Regions from separate parts of the Mus musculus genome. Here region 2 is linked to region 1. The links are chromatin loops, found by intact Hi-C in ENCODE. Cell type or tissue: left cerebral cortex. All regions are shown on one strand. Links, peaks and the distances in the headings refer to the core of each region. The heading gives the core; the rest is flanking DNA.

Region 1 (8,383 bases), core at 1,576-6,575:
AGTCCTTATCAAAACCTACCTATCAGCCAAAAGAAAATTTATTTTCCCAGAGTAATAGAGGTCAGTGAATAGGAGACAAAAACAGAAGATAGAGGATGACAGAGAAAAGGAAAACAAAGCAGGGAGAGAGGAGTCTTTGTCCCAAATAAGAAAGGACTGCCTCTAGGTAGAGAGGGGACAGATGTGACACACAGGAAAATGGCAATTAATATAGGTAAAATTGGAAATACTGTGTTATGATGAAGTGTTTAATTTTAATTGGGAATATTAATTTCATGAGCCAAAAAGGGAGATTTAATTGCCAGACTTCAATACTTTGATAGCTGGACCTTGGTAATCAGACTCAGGAGCAGGAAGTGGCCAAATAAGGAAACAGACCTTGGTTTCTAGCTTTAGTATATAATCTAACAGCTTTTGATAAGGTAGAGGGTATAAGGAGAAGGGCAAGGTCTGTCAGAGCCATGCTCAAATGGACCAGAGTCCCATCAAAGGGGATGTTTATATGTATTAGTTAGAGATCAGGATTTAGTTAATCACCTGGTGAGTGTCAGATGAATTTTGACTTTAGATGTGTAACATCTCCACCCACATATACTCTGATCTTAATCATACCAAAGATTTGGTTACTAGAATCTTGGCAGTATCAGATTAGCCAGAAACTCCCAATAATTTGTGACTGGCTATACTCCCTCAATCTTGTAGGAACATTAGTTGTGGCGAGATTTAGATATACCGACTTCAGAAAGCACTTGTTTATCTTCCTGTCTGGCTGGTCATTTAATAAGGAATCATATATGTACAAATACAATTGTGTATAATTGTCAAATGAAGCCTGCTATTCATAATAACCACAGCATAAGACATCTACAAAGCCTAGTGTCTTCCTCCCAACAATCAAGTTCTATGTGTGATTTTAAGACTAGAGATTATTTCTATCTGATCAATGGGCTTGCATCTATTTTCCTTGTGATTGCCAATTTGAAAGGGAATTAAACCTGGCTTCATTGATGGAGAGCGATCTCTGATTTTTACTTCAGACTAAGTACAACTGAAACCTATAAATGGACATGCAGATGGTTAGGCTCTCAATTTTAAATTCATTTCTTAGCAGAGAGAACACATAAGGCAGATGGGTACAAAGAAAAGAAAGGAAGGAAAGGAAGGAAGGAAGAAGGGAGGGAGGGAGGGAAGGAGGGAGGGAGGGAGGAAGGAAGGAAGGAAGGAAGGAAGGAAGGAAGTGAAAAATAAAAATAACTAGAGGAAATGAGGAAGGGTTCCAGCTTTGTGGCAATACTATTATATGTGTAATTTTCTAGCTTACAATAATTGTAAATCTAGGAACATTTACCTTAGATTGTAGAGGATTCATGAGGCCAGCAGGAATAAGTGATATGAAATTTGAAATACATTTGTAATTACCTTCCTTGGCCCAGGCAAATTGCACCTGGGTTTGCCCTTCTTTGTGTTGTCCTCTGGAGACACAGAACATTGTATAGCACAGAAGGATCTGGACAAACCTGGGGCAAAACATTGAGGATGAAGACTTAATGTCTGCTGCTTGGACACAGGTATGACATGGGAGACCAGCAGGTTCCTAGTTGCCTGGTAACAACAATCCTGACAGTAAACAACAATGTTTAATAATTAATGGATAATATCTAGGAAGGTTCTTCACAATGTTATGTCATCAGTGGTGGCTATCAAAATGACATCTTTGTTTATATGCTGCTTTATAGCTAAACCATCTTCACCTATGGTCTCCGGTCCTGCAGCCAGAGCTGTCCCTCAGCAGACAGTGACCTTTACATGCAGATCCCATGGATTCTTTCCGCGGAACCTCACGCTGAAGTGGTTCAAGAATGGAGATGAGATCTCTCACTTGGAAACTTCTGTGGAACCGGAAGAAACAAGTGTCTCCTATAGAGTTTCCAGCACAGTCCAGGTGGTGTTGGAACCTAGGGATGTCCGCTCTCAGATCATCTGTGAAGTGGATCATGTCACTTTAGATCGAGCCCCTCTCAGAGGGATTGCTCACATCTCTGAGTTCATTCAAGGTAGATGTTTCTGAATCCTAGCTCAGTAGCATACCTAGTCAGAATTGTTTGTTCATAATTCCTAGCAAGCACTGTTATATACTACCTAGATGGATGGGGGTTGGTGGTGGTCACAGAGTATGATCACTACATAAAAGGAATTGTACTTATTTTTACAGAAGAAATTAAACCTATACTAATTATGAACCACATATATCATGCACAGAACCTCTAGGCATTTAGTTTTTCCTAGTGTACCCAATAATTCTTCTTATAAATGTTACCTCTTCATATCCTCACCCCACCACAGCCTGAGTGCCTGTGTGAGAAGAGCTGTACTTATGTTTGCCTTCCTCTGAACAAAACACACATTCTGTATACATAATGCATTTGCAACAGAGGTGGATCCTTAACATTCAGCTCTTCTTTGGAGAATGTCTGTGCCTAGGTTCCATCTATCTCAGGTTCTTTCTGTACTTTTCAGTTCCACCCACCCTGGAGATCCGCCAGCAGCCAACAATGGTTTGGAATGTGATAAATGTCACCTGCCAAATACAGAAGTTCTATCCTCCAAGTTTTCAGTTGACCTGGTTAGAGAATGGAAATATATCCCGGAGAGAAGTACCTTTTACACTTATAGTAAACAAGGATGGAACTTACAACTGGATCAGCTGTCTCTTGGTGAACATATCTGCCCTTGAGGAGAACATGGTAGTGACATGCAAGGTTGAGCATGATGAACAAGCAGAAGTCATTGAAACCCATACTGTGCTGGTCACTGAACATCAGAGAGTGAAAGGTACTGCTACCAAGTCTGGTGAGGTCTTCACCCCACCCTTATGTCTAAATGTAAATTGGGCTTCATTTTTTATGTATAAGGTAACATTCTTGATTATTGTAGCATTATCCTGACAACAACAAAGTAAAATGTTAACGTCATATTTCATTCCCAACTTCTCACACGTCTCACATATCTTTCCACTAATAGATTAAATAATTAAGAATGGAAGGTATCATCAAATTCCAGTATCTTGCCCCTTCCCTGTTTTACCTAACATTTGTGAACATCCTTATGTTCATGTGTTTCCTTTACCATATCTTTACTGACTCCATTACATTTTAGATATTTCCTAAATATAGTGTCCTAATGGAGTGAAATTTCAACGGGTCACCTGACAACCTGTTTGTACACACACACACACACACACACACACACACACACACACACACACACAGCATATGATCTGGACTAATGAAATAAAGGAAAATCAAATGTCCATTGGAGCACTGCTATCACTAAGGTATAAGGAAAACTTGCTAGTAAAGTATTTCTTTTCAACTTGTTACGATGCTAGCAGTTAGTTTGCATTAGATTGGACCCATTTATGTGAATATCTTTTTCCTTCTCTTAAAACAACAAAAAAGATCCTCAACTCCAGTGACTTTTGAAAAACTCATGTTCCTTGGCATCCCCCCTTTGCTGTGAGTTCATTGGCTGGATAAACACTGGGTCGCCTAATTATCTATAAATATGCCAGTTAAAAATGTCAAGGTTAGAAAGCATCAGTCCATACAGTGCAAATATAGTCCACAGTGGGTGCTCAGGTAAATCATGATATTTTCATTTAAAATATATATTCAATAAATTTAACTGTAGTTCCCAACAATGATCTGAAATTGACTCTATTTTGAAATTTGTCTCAAATTATTTTTATACTCTATTTTGCACACCAAAATTAGTTTTTTTTTCATCCTTAAATTCTCATCAGCTTTTCCTATTAAACTCTTTCGAGCTCAAAAAAAAATCTATTTCTATGTGTTAAAAGGGTGAAATCAATTTTTCCTTAACGTTTCTAAAAAGTCATATCAGTCATCTGATAATGGGTATATTGTTGAATGTAATATTTCATGGAGAATGTTATCCATTTTATTTCTGAAATCAATTTCTCTTAAGGTTTATAAGAAGTCATATTACTCATACAATATCGGGTGTATTGTTTAATGTGGTACTTCTGAAGAATTTTTTGCATTTTTCTGAATTTTTACTTCTGCACTAGAATTTGTCAAAAGATTTTATTGACATTCATTTTTTATGCATTTTATTGGATGTTTTCTTTATTTACATTTCAAATATTATCTCCTTTTTCAGTTCCCTTCCCCAAAACCCACTATCCCATTCCCTGTCCCTCTGCTTCTATGAGGGTGTTCCCCCACTTTCCCATACACTCCTGCCTCCCCGCCCTGACATTCCCCTACACTGGTGCATTCAGCCTTCATAGGACCAAGGGTCTCTCCTCCCATTGATGCTCAACAAGGCCATCCTCTGCTACATATGAGGCTGGAACCATGAGTCCCTCCATGTGTACTCTTTGGTTGGTAGTTCAGTCTCTGGAAGCTCTGGTGGGGTCTGGTTGGTTTATGTTGTTCTTTCAGTGCAGTTGTAAACCACTTCAGCTCCTTCAATCCTTTCTCTAACACCTCCATTGGTGACCCTGTCCTCAGTCCAATGGTTGGCTGTGAGCATCTGCCTCTGCATTTGTCAGTCTCTGGTAAAGCCTCACAAGAGACAGCAATATCAGGCTCCTGTCAGCAAGCACTTGTTGGCATCTGCAGTATTGTCTGGGTTTAGCTTCATGTGGTCTGTGAGCTGTATCTTGAGTATTCTAAGATTTTTGTCTATTATGCACTTATCAGTGAGTTCATACCATGTGCCTTCTTTTGTGATTAGGTTACCTCATTCAGGATGATATCTCAAGTTCCATGCATTTGCCTGAGAATTTCATGAAGTTATTGTTTTTAATAGTTGAGTAGTATTCCCTTGTGTAAATGTACCACATTTTCTGTATCCATTCTTCTGTTGAAAGACATCTAGGTTGTTTCCAGCTTCTGACTAATATATATATATGTCAGATATATTGTATTATAATATATATTGTATAATAATGTATTAATATAATAATATATTATATAATAATATATATTAGTCAGATATATTATATTAGCATAGATATATATATATATATCTGCTATGAACATAGTGGAGCATGTATCCTTATTACATCTTCTGGGTATATGCCCAGGAGTGGTATAGCTTGGTCCTCAGGTAGTACTACTTCCAATTTTCTGAGGAACTGCCAGACTGATTTCCAGAATGGTTGTACCAGCTTACAATCCCACCAACAATACAGGAGTTTTCCCCTTTTTCATCCTCACCAGCATCTGCTTTCATGTGAATTTTTGAACTTAGCCATTCTGACTGGTGTGAGGTGAAATCTTACGATCATTTTGATTTGCATTTCCATGATGACTAAGGATGTTGAACATTTCTTTAGTTAACACAACTTAAGGTTAACTTTCCTTCCTTGATCTCAAGCTATAAATTCTATTCTGTTTATGTGAATTTTTTATTCTTTAGACTTTGTTGCTACTCTAAAGATATTATCTCCTGCGTTCTGTTAACTCCTGTTTTAGCTTGACCTTCTTTGTTTCCTTGAGGTGGGAGGCATCCATTTCAGTGTTTGATGCAAAAGAATTACCATTCTTTGTGTAACTATGGCATTTTGGTTTAATATAAACAATCATACCCAGTGTAGCCATTGGTTTTGTGATCATAAACACCACTATATCAGTAGTCAGAACTGAACTAAAAATTAGAATATATATTCTTCTATTTAAAGGTACTCTCCAGACCACAATAACTGGAGAGAATCTGAAGAATGTTCTCTATGGTAGATATAGAAATCAAGATTATTCTGGACGACTGTGGATAAAAACAGATATATTAAACAGATAGTCTAACCAAGATAAAAAGGTGATCACATTGCAGGAACCTCAAAAGACATTACTACTACTCAGAGAGATGGGATGGACTCTGAGAATTATTTCAGAGTGAAAAGGAGGGAGGAGGCAATAGAATTTATATTATAACTCTGATACATAAAGTTGGGTGTTTGCTTCTTCTTATGGGCCCATCAAGATAATTTGAATTTGCTTGTCTGTCATTTCAGACAAGGATATAGTTTCATGTCTGTTGCTATGATAAAATATCCTGACCACAAGAAACACAAGAGATGAAAGGTTTTGTTTAAATTACAATTGCAAGTTACATATGGAAAGTAAGGCAGGAATTCATACATCCAATCTACAGTCAAGAGCATTGAGATAGAATACCCCCAACATTTCTGTTTGCTGCCTGATGTTCACCTACATTTCTTCACTGATTTTATGCAGTGTGGGGCCCAGAGTCTAATGAAATGAAGGCAGTTACATTAAGAGTGATTTTACCATATCAGTTAACAATCAAGACAAACCTCCACAGACCTACCAACAGGCTAACACAATTTTACCAAGTCCTTAAAATGCAATGTTCTTACTAGGTAATTGTAGGTTGTGTCAAGTTAACATTTACAAGTATCAGATGCTGTTCTATGAACTTGGGCAAGTAAAAAATCATACCTCTGACCTTCTATATTCCATACCCCAGGTATTAGGATTATAATCCAAATTATGTATATTGTTGGGTATGGCTTGTTGGGATTGATCTGAGGGCCTCTAATATGTTGTGAAAACACTGCACCCAATGAACTATGCAACCATCCTGTTTCTATTCTTAAAAACAAACGTTAATCTTTGATTGACTTCAAAACTAAAATTAGATTTTCATGAGCAACAGAAAGATTTTAGATGGCATCTATACTAGTGTGGACATGGACTACATGATAGTTGAGATTCTAAATCATGAAATCTTTACTCTTGCATTCTTATGTATACAATTTTCATCCTTTTCTTGCATGTTTTCCAGCAAGCATTTCCATCAGGCTGTTTTATACTTCACTAGGATTCTTTTATTCCCCCAAATCTGAAATTTTCCAGGATGCTTATATCTAAATAAGGCAGCTTGTCAACTCTCTTCCTTTCCATTTACCATCCTCTTTCGTGTATATGCCCTGTTCACAGCTTTCCCTGAGTACTTGAGAGACTGAAAACCTCTTGGTCTAAGGATAATCTCTCAGGGATCGTCCAAAATACTACCAAGTAGAAGCATTTCTGGATCACACTAACCTTGTAACTCTCCCTAGGGATCAGTTCTCCTAGCATAGTGGGCACTATAGTCCCTGACCCACAGGATTCTGAAAATCAAGAATTTAACAGTTGACAGAGATTCACAACTCTCTCCTCAAAGAAGACAAGAAGTGTTTCATGATGAATTCAACTATCAGTGACCATGAAACAGTAACACAGATTTGGATCACATAAAAGCTCACTGTGGAAGCAGTTTATATTTTTTTGTGTAGTGATAGAAGAAAGAAAGCCATTAATCAAGACTCTTTTTAAATTAATTGGTAAAAACATGGAAGAGGTTGCTTATCACATAGAGAAATCTGGTAGAGATTTAAGTCCTAAATATCTGGGTTGGTTGACATTAGTAATCTGCTAAATTAATACATTCCAAAGAAAAATTTCTCCAAGTACATTCCAGATGATTCACCTAAATTGCCACAAAGCTGTTTGGTAAGGGACAAAGGAGGATAATATATGGCTATTAAGAGTCATAAATATGATAGAAAATAATTTGTTCTGGGTCTGCAATCTGCCAGAATTTATTCAAGTTCTAAAAATCCAACCATCCTTGTTTTTGATAGCCCAGGAGCTAATTATATTTGATGTTAATTCCATTCTCCTATGAGTGGCTGAAAACAAGGAATAAGTCAGCACTCAGGTGATTTCCTATAAACCTGTTTGCCACCTTTGTAAAATAAATGAGAACTGATGATTGGGCAGATAAAAGGGAAGGTGAAGCTGGAGGTGAGAGGGAGAGAAGAAGGAGAAAAGCAGAGCAGAAGCAAACGGCCTGGAGAAACAGCAAGTTCTAAGGGGTCTCACAAGCTGTGGAAGGTGGTAGTGTAGTGGTAGATTTGCCCAATCTAGGCGCACAGCATGTAATCATATTAACTGTGTTGTGTTTTCATTGCCGGAGCATATTTGGGTTGGAGATATTGACCGCAACACATCCTTGCAAAAGGTTCAGTTTGATGGTTCATCTACTTTGTGTAAAATTTATTTGATAAAATATAGTGCTATAAATTGGAGATTTAACCTGGGGACAATAGAGAAATAGACACCTATTTTTAATTTATTATTTTTATTTTTTATTTTTTTAATTAGGTATTTTCTTCATTTACATTTCCAATGCTACCCCAAAAGTCCCCCATCCCCCCAACCCCAACTCCCACATCTTGGCCCTGGCGTTCCCCTGTACTGAGGCATATAAAGTTTGCAAGACCAATGGGCCTCTCTTTCCACTGATGGCCAACTAGGTCATCTTCTGATACATATGCAGCTAGAGACAC
Region 2 (8,383 bases), core at 1,309-6,308, 160 kb before region 1:
AGACCTTCAAAGAAGACCTAATACCAACACTTTCTAAAATACTCCAAAAATAGAAACAGAAGGAACACTACCTATTCTTTCCTTTCCTTCCTTCCTTCCTTCCTTCCTTCCTTCCTTCCTTCCTTCCTTCCTTCCTTCCTTCCTTCCTCTCTCTCCCTCTCCTTCTCCCTCCCTCCCTCCATCCTTCCCTCCCTCCCTCCCTCTCTGTGCCTCCATCCCTCCCTTCTCTCTCTCTCTCTTTCCTTCCTTCCTTCCTTCCTTCCTTCCTTCCTTCCTTTCTTTCTTTCTTTCTTTCTTTCTTTCTTTCTTTCTTTCTTTCTTTCTTTGTTGTTTGCTTTTTCTATTTGTCATTGAGGAAGATTCCCTGACTGACTCCATAACTTCAGATTTGAGCTTAGCAGCCTCAGGTTCCTTTTTGCTTGAGTTGATATGCCATCTATTCTTATAGGATTCTTAGTTTTAATGTATCCTCATTACACTTCCAATGGTCCTGAGTCTATAGATCCTGAGACTACAGAAAGAGATAAGTCCTGACAATTATTTTAGCACTTCCTAAAGCTTTTTGTTTTTATAGTTTCTGAAACTAATAATTACATAATTTCCTTCTCTTTTTTTCAAAATTCATGATTTCTTTTTGCTTCTTTAATCCTTGTCTCTCTGTCTCTGTTTCTTTCTTTCTCTCTATCTCATGCACACACACACACACATACACACACACACACACACACACACAAGCTTATACTTATCACTATTTCCCTAAATATTTAAATACAACTTGTTCATTCTATATCTTACCTGAACAAGGACTATATAAATAAACATGTAAAGAATGAGAAGCAATATCTCAGTGAAGAAGATTGTGTGTCACCACTGTGTTCTTTTTATGCACAATGTTCCTGCCATGCTTTCCTTGACTGATTCTCTCTGCCACAAGTATCTGTATTCCTCTAGGCCCCAATGCAAACAGGACTGACAGTAAATTTAAAATTCTAGAAATGTGTTATGTAGCATAACTTCTGCTTCTATTGGTTGAATTATTTTAGAAATTTGCTTCAGTCCTGGGAAGTTGTTTAGCACAAATATGGTTTGAGTTTCAAATATTTCAAAACCTTTATGGGTTAAGACCTTTTTAACAGATAATTGCACCATTTTGAATGATGTTTGAGTATGTAAAATGTAAGATCTAAGAGGGTAGAAGGTAAAAGGTACATGCTTTTGAATGGAACATTTAGCCCACATCCATTCTTGCCACTCAGTGTTTACTGCCACTATGAGATGAGCAATATTGTTCCATCACACACCATTATGATGTGGCTCTGTGTAAGATGTTAACAGTCAATCATTAGAATACTTAACACTTTTTTATTAGATATTTTCTTTATTTATATTTCAAATGGTTTATCCTAGTTTCCTTTTTCAAATCGTTTTTCTTAGTTTCCTTTCCTAGTTTCCCCTCCAAAAATTCCCTATCCCTTCCCACCTCCCCCAGCTCCCCAACCCACCCACTTCTGCTTCCTGGGCCTCGCATTTCTCTATACTGGGGCATAGAACCTTCAGAGGATCAAGGGCCGCTCCTCTCATTGATGACTGGCCAGGCCATATTCTGCTACATATGCAGCTGGAGCCATGATTCCCACCACGTGTTTTCTTTGATCAGTGGTTTAGTCCAGGGAAGCTCTGGGGGCACTGTTTATTTCATATTATTCCTCCTCCTATGGGCTGCAAACCCCTTTAGCTCCTTGGGTACATTCTCTAGTTCCTTCATTGTGGACCATGTGCTCTGTCCAATGGATGACTGTGAGCATCCACTTCTGTATTTGCCAGGCACTGGCAGAGCCTCACAAGAGAGTGCTATGTCAGGGTCCTGTCTGCAAAATCTTGCTAGCATCTGCAATAATGCCTGGGTTTGGTGGTTATTTATGGGATGGAACCCCAGGTGGGGCAGTCTCTGGATGGTCATACCTTCAGTCTCTGCTCTGAACTTTGTCTCTGTAATCCTTCCATTGTCATTTTGTTTCCCCCTTCTCAGAAGGATCAAATCATTCCACACTTTGATCTTCTTTCTTCTTGATTTTCATCTGTTTTGCAAATTGTATCTTTGATATTCTGAGCTTGTGGGCTAATATCCACTTATCGGTGAGTGTATATCATGTGTGTTCTTTTGTGATTCGGTTACCTCACTTAGGATGATATTGTCCAGATCCATCCATTTGTCTAAGAATTTCATAAATTCATTTTTGTTAGTAATAATGCTTAACTCTTAAACAATGAGCCAGAGGAGATACTAATTCATTTGAATTTCTGTTCCTAGATATTTTTCAAATCAATTACAAGCTACTTCAGCAAGAGATAATTATATCCAGATCCCCATCCATATCTAGAGCTAGACAGAGCTAATAAACTGTACCTAGCTCTATGTTTCTGTGAAGATAATCCAATGTCAGTTGAAGGCATTATTACTCAGAAAACCAATTGAGAAATTACATTTTAATGTTATGACCCTCTCCATGATCAAGATACTATAAGAAGTACTCCTATATCATAAACCAACATCTCAGGTTAATGGTCTTTTCACACTGATACAAATGCAGAAAAAGAATCAGAAGCATAAACAACATTAATTGCAATGTTTAGAACTGTACTTTGCACTGAAGCTGTCTGACTGAGGCCATGAGATTAGTAGTAACTCCTCTCAGAAACTTTGATAAATTCCATGAGCTTTGATGTGAAATGAGGACAGGGTCGATGATTTTTTTTTTCCTGTGCTCTTGATCCTTATATACAAACAGATTTTCTTGAAAATATCATTCTCATGGGGAACTTGGTTTCTATTCCATAGATTACTAACTTAAAATGGATTTCAATAACATTGGAAGATACCACACTGGACAAATCATACACAGGAAGATATTTGTTGGATACTCACTAGGAGTTAGAGGCTGTTCTGGGAACATGTGGCACTGGAGAACAAAAGTATATTGTCTTTCACTACCACTCATACTCTAGGGCATCCTTTGTTTCAGCCCAAGGGAGCACATTAGCATTCCCTACAAAGCAGATATCTCCCTAATAAACTGAGATATTTAACTTTGTTCAGTTTCCACGTGAACGTTGGCTTTCTATTAGTTACGTTGTTAGTCCATGGTGATCTGATAGAATGCATGGGATATTTTCAATATTTTTGTACCTGTTGAGGCCTGTTTTGTGACTGATTATATGGTCAATTTTGGAGGAGTTACCATGAGATGCTGAGAAGAAGGTATATCCTTTTGTTTTAGAATAAAATGTTTTGTAGATATCTGTTAAATCCATTTGATTCATAACTTCTGTTAGTGCCCATGTGTCTCAGATTAATTTCTGTTTCTAAGATCTGTCTATTGGTGACAGTGAGGTGTTGAAGTCTCCCACTATTATTGTGTGAGGTGTAATGTGTGCTTTGAGCTTTACTAAAGTTTCTTTAATGAATGTGGCTGCCCTTGCATTTGGAGCATAGATATTCAGAATTGAGAGTTCCTCTTGGAAGATTTTACCTTTGAAGAGTATGAAGTGCCACTCCTTTTCTTTTTTGATAACTTAGGGTTAGAAGTCAATTTTATTCGATATTAGAATGGCTACTCCAGCTTGTTTCTTTGGACCATTTGCTTGGAAAATTGTTTTCCAGCCGTTAACTCTGAGGTAGTGTCTGTCTTTGTCCCTGAAGTGGGTTTCCTGTAATCAGCAAAATGTTGGTCCTATTTGTGTAGCAAGTCTATTAGTCTATGTCTTTTTATTGGGGTATTGAGTCCATTAATGTTAAGAGAAATTTTTTAAAAAAGGAATTGTTGCTTCCTGTTATTTTTGTTGTTAAATTTGGGATCATGTTCTTGTGGCTGTCTTCTTTTAGGTTTGTTGAAGGATTACTTTCTTGCTTTTTCTAGGGCATAATTTCCATTCTTGTGTTGGTGTTTTTCCTTTATTATCCTTTGAAGGGCTGGATTTGTGGAAAGATATTGTGTGAATTCGGTTTTATCATGGAATACTTTGGTTTCCCATTATGGTAATTGAGAGTTTTTCTGGGTATAGTAGCGTGGGCTGGCATTTTTATTCTCTTAGGGTCTGCATAACATCTGTCCAGGATATTCTGGCTTTCATAGTCTCTGGTGAGAAGTCTGGTGTAATTCTGATAGGCTTCCCTTTATATGTTACTTGACCTTTCCCCCTTACTGCTTTTAGTATTCTGTCTTTATTTACTGCATTTGTTGTTCTGATTATTATGTATCTGGAGGAATTTCTTTTCTGGTCCAGTCTATTGGTAGTTCTGTAGGCTTCTTGTTTGTTCATGGCATCTTTTTCTTTTTCTTTTTAAATATTTTTTATTATTACATATTTTCCTCAATTACATTTAGAATGCTATCCCAAAAGTCCCCCATACCCTCCCCCCTCCCCACTTCCCTATTCACCCATTTCCATTTTTTGGCCCTGGCATTCCCCTGTACTGGTGCATATAAAGTTTGCGTGTCCAATGGGCCTCTCTTTCCAGTGATGGCCGACTAGGCCATCTTTTGATACATATGCAGCTAGAGTCAAGAGCTCCGGGGTACTGGTTAGTTCATAATGTTGTTCCACCTACAGGGTTGCAGATCTCTTTAGCTCCTTGGATACTTTCTCTAGCTCCTCCATTGGGGGCCCTGTGATCCATCCAATAGCTGACTGTGAGCATCCAATTATGTGTTTGCTGCTCACAGTCAGCTATTGGGCATCTCTTTCTTTAGGTTTGGGAAATTTTCTTCTATAATTTTGTTGAAGATATTTGCAGGCCCTTTAAGTTGAAAATAATTCTCCTCTACTATTATCCGTAGGTTTGGTCTTCTCATTGTGTCCTGGATTTCCTGGATGTTTTGAGTTAGGACCTTTTTGCAGTTTGCTTTTTCTTTGATTGTTTTGCTGATGTTCTGTATGGAATCTTCTGCACCTGAGATTCTCTCTTCCATCTCTTGTATTCTGTTGCTGATGCTCACATCTATGTTTCCTGATTTCTTTCCTAGGGTTTCTATCTCCATAGTTGTCTCCCTTTGGGTTTTCTTTATTGTTTCTACTTCCCTTTTTAGGTCTTGGATGGTTTATTTCAATTCCATTACCTATTTTGTTTTGTTTTTCCTCTAATTCTTTAAGTGATTTTTGTGTTTCCTTTAAAGGACTTCTACCTGTTTAGCAGTGTTCTCCTGTATTTCTTTAAGTGAGTTATTAATGTCCTTCTTAAGGTCCTCTACCAGCATCATGAGATATAATTTTGAAACCGAATCCTGCTTTTCGGGTGTTTTGTGGTATCCAGGACTAGTGGGCATGCTTGTTTCTGATGATGGTGATTGTTCTTGGTTTCTGTTGATAAGATTCGTGTTTGCCTTTCTTTATCTGGTAATCTCTTATGTTAGTTGTTATAGTTGTCTCTGCCTGGAGCCTGTTCCTCCTCTGATTCTGTTAGCTTCTATCAGCAGTCCTGGGAGTCCAGCTCTTTCCTGAGTCGCAGTGCTCAGATTAGTCTCTGCAGGCAAGCTCTCCTCTTTCAGGGAAGGTCCACAGAAAGATGTCTGGTACTCAGATGGCCAGTCCCAGAAGCTGTGTTGCTTCTGCAGTCCATGTGGTCACCTGTGCAGACTGGTCTCTAAGAACCCAGGATACAAGATGGCTCTCTTACCTGCTCCAGTGGTCAGAGACATAATGTTAGATTTATACTTCTATTTTATCAAACTAGGAAGATGTGAGAAAATATTTTTTCAATAATATGCCCACACTCCATATTATTTATTTTCTTCCCTGTTTTTGACCATTGTCCCCTAATTTCTAACTAAGAAATATAATTATATCCATTTCTATATTTGTAATTTTTTTCATAAAATGCTCAAATCCTCTGTATACCTTGTAAATTGAATGTCTAAGTTACCATATATCTTGACTTTCCAACATCATTTGGTTCTTGCTACAGGTTCACTCTGTTTTGTATTTTTATTTTGCTGTCCAGACATTTCATTTTCTTTATGGTTTTGCCATACTTTACTTTTGTTATTTTCATATTTTAAATGAAGATTGTATAGTTGTGGTCAAGTAGTATAGTGCAGTGAATGCAGTGCAGTATATGCTTTTTTAATCATTAAACTCCAGGCAAGAAGTAGTCTGAATTGTCAGAGTTATGAGGACAGAGTTACTGAGAAAACAGGGTCCAGTGATGGGAAGGCAGATGATATAGGAGATTAACCTCGGGAGACCAAACCATGTTCAAGGACAGGAACTGGGCCACCTAGACAATGAGGATATGTGTCCCCATGTTCATTGCCTTGAGTCACTGAATTTGAACTTCTTAACAACACAAGATAAAATAATTAATACCTGTTGTGTCAATCTTTATTGAAAGTTATTATATAAAACTTAATATTAATATAATTCAAGGGCCAGAAAGTTGTTCATGGAATAAGTTCCTGCCCTTACAGAGAACATATTATTAAAATATATTATAGTATATTTTAATTGGTAAATTTAAACAAAGTTCTTGTTTCCTTTTTCAATGACATCATTGAATCATAAAATCTTACATACATCATATATGTGATAGCCACTTTAGGTTCCATATGCCCCCTTGATATTAATCTTGGCTAGGGTCCACCTCTCTGTTTCCTGGGCATTTCATTTGATAAATTTCTAACTTATTCCAAAAATGCCCCTCCCAATTCCGGTCTTTCTACCAATATCCCTTTATCTACTGTCACCTGAACCTTTATGTTCCCATACTCACATCTGCCCCCAACCCCACCAGTTTCTCTCATATCTATTCCATTTCCACAACCCACAAAAATTCATGTCTTGCCCCTTGTGCCCTTCTTCCTACTTAGCCTAATTGAGTCTTTTGATTGTAGCATGAATATAAATTATTTTACAGCTAAAATCTACTTGTGAGTGATTACATATTATGTTTTTCTTTCTATGTCTGTGTTACCTCAATCAGAATAATTTTTTTTAAAAATTGTTTTCCATTCCATTTTATCTATTCATTTCCTCCTTAAGGACCTTTACATTTTCATATAGTTGATTTTATGATCATTTGCTAGATTTTTAAAGTTGAAATTACTCAGTAAGCTACATTTCCTTTAAGTACAGCAGACAGAAAGAAGTCCCCTAGTAATTAGATCACCTCAAATCAAATATACAGTTGGTTTTTTAAGAAAAATTATTTTACTTTTTACTCATTCATTTTACATCCTGCTAACTGCCCCCCTCCTGGCCACCTCCCACAATATTTAACAGATCCACCCTCTGTTTGTCCCTCAGCAGGTAGGTTCATCATGGGTACCCCCCACCAATCCTAGCTCTTCAGTCTCTGCTAGGCTAGATGCTTCCTCTTCCACGGAAGTCAGCCAAGATAACTCTGCCAGTAGAACTTATCTCATATACAGGCAACAGATTTTTGGATAGCCTCCACTCCAGTTGTTCAGGACTCACATAAAGAGCAAGATGCACATCTGGTAGACAGTGCAAAGATGCCTAGGCCCAGCCTATGTGTGTACTTTATTTGGTGGTTCAGAATCTGAGAGCACCAAGGGTCCAGGTTAGTTGACTCTGTTGGTCTTCCTGTAGAGTTTCTCTTCCCTCTGAGGCACACAAACGTTCTTTCTCTTCTTTCATAAGAGACCCTAAGCTCCATCCAATGTTTTGCCCTATCTGTCTGAATCAACTGCATGATTGGAACCTCTCACAGGAAAACACAGCCTATGTGCAAGCATAACTGAGTATCATTCATAGTGTTAGGGAATGGTGCTTGCACATGGGATGCTTCATGTGCAAGCCATCATGAATTTGGGAAATATTCTTGAATGCATTAGAGACAATTTTCTGAATGGAAGACCTGCAAAATTCATGATGTCCTTGTTTTTCATAGCTGTGAATTTTTCTGTTCTGTAGAGGCATCACATTTTCTTTATCCATTATTCATCATAGGGTCATTTAAGTAGTTTGCAGTTTCGGGCTTTAATGAATAAAGCTACTATGAACATAGCAAATGTCTTTGTGAGATGCTTTAGCATATTTTAGGTATTTGCCCAGAAATGGTATAGCTGGGTCTCGAGACAGTACTATTCCCAGTTTTCTAAGATTTTGATAGTGGTCCAAATTTACATTCCCACCAGCAATGAAGATATATTGACCTTTATCCACATACTTGAAAACATGTGCTATTTCTTGCAGATTTTTTTTTATCTTAGCCATTCTAATAGGTGTAAGATGGAACCTCAGTGTAGTTTTGATATTCATTTCCATGACTAAGGACTTTGAACATTTCATTGAGTACTTCTCATCCATTTACAATTCCTCTGTTGAGAATTCACTATTTAGTTCTTTACTCCATTTTTAAAAATAT

What was found. A loop is a pair of places that touch in the nucleus more often than their neighbours do. Peaks named below come from ENCODE experiments on the same cell type or tissue, not always from the same donor. Only the 100,000 strongest peaks of a DNase experiment are listed, where the experiment ranks them.
Region 2: it touches region 1 in a loop (1.9-fold over the local background); 9 of 42 quality-filtered maps call a loop at or near these places.

The regions. Positions count from the first base shown.
Region 1 is chr3:15,404,860-15,413,242 of GRCm38, reverse strand. It overlaps Sirpb1a (signal-regulatory protein beta 1A), which reads left to right. Exons shown (of 6, transcript NM_001002898.1): 3 at 1,737-2,054; 4 at 2,518-2,832. Among named protein-coding and RNA genes, the nearest start is that of Sirpb1a, 17 kb to the left of the region's middle. In left cerebral cortex, for the core only: no CTCF peak of the experiment used is centred there; a DNase peak (open chromatin) is centred at 4,594.
Region 2 is chr3:15,560,031-15,568,413 of GRCm38, reverse strand. The region is part of intron 1 of Sirpb1b (signal-regulatory protein beta 1B); the gene reads left to right. Among named protein-coding and RNA genes, the nearest start is that of Sirpb1b, 11 kb to the left of the region's middle. In left cerebral cortex, for the core only: no CTCF peak of the experiment used is centred there; no DNase peak of the experiment used is centred there.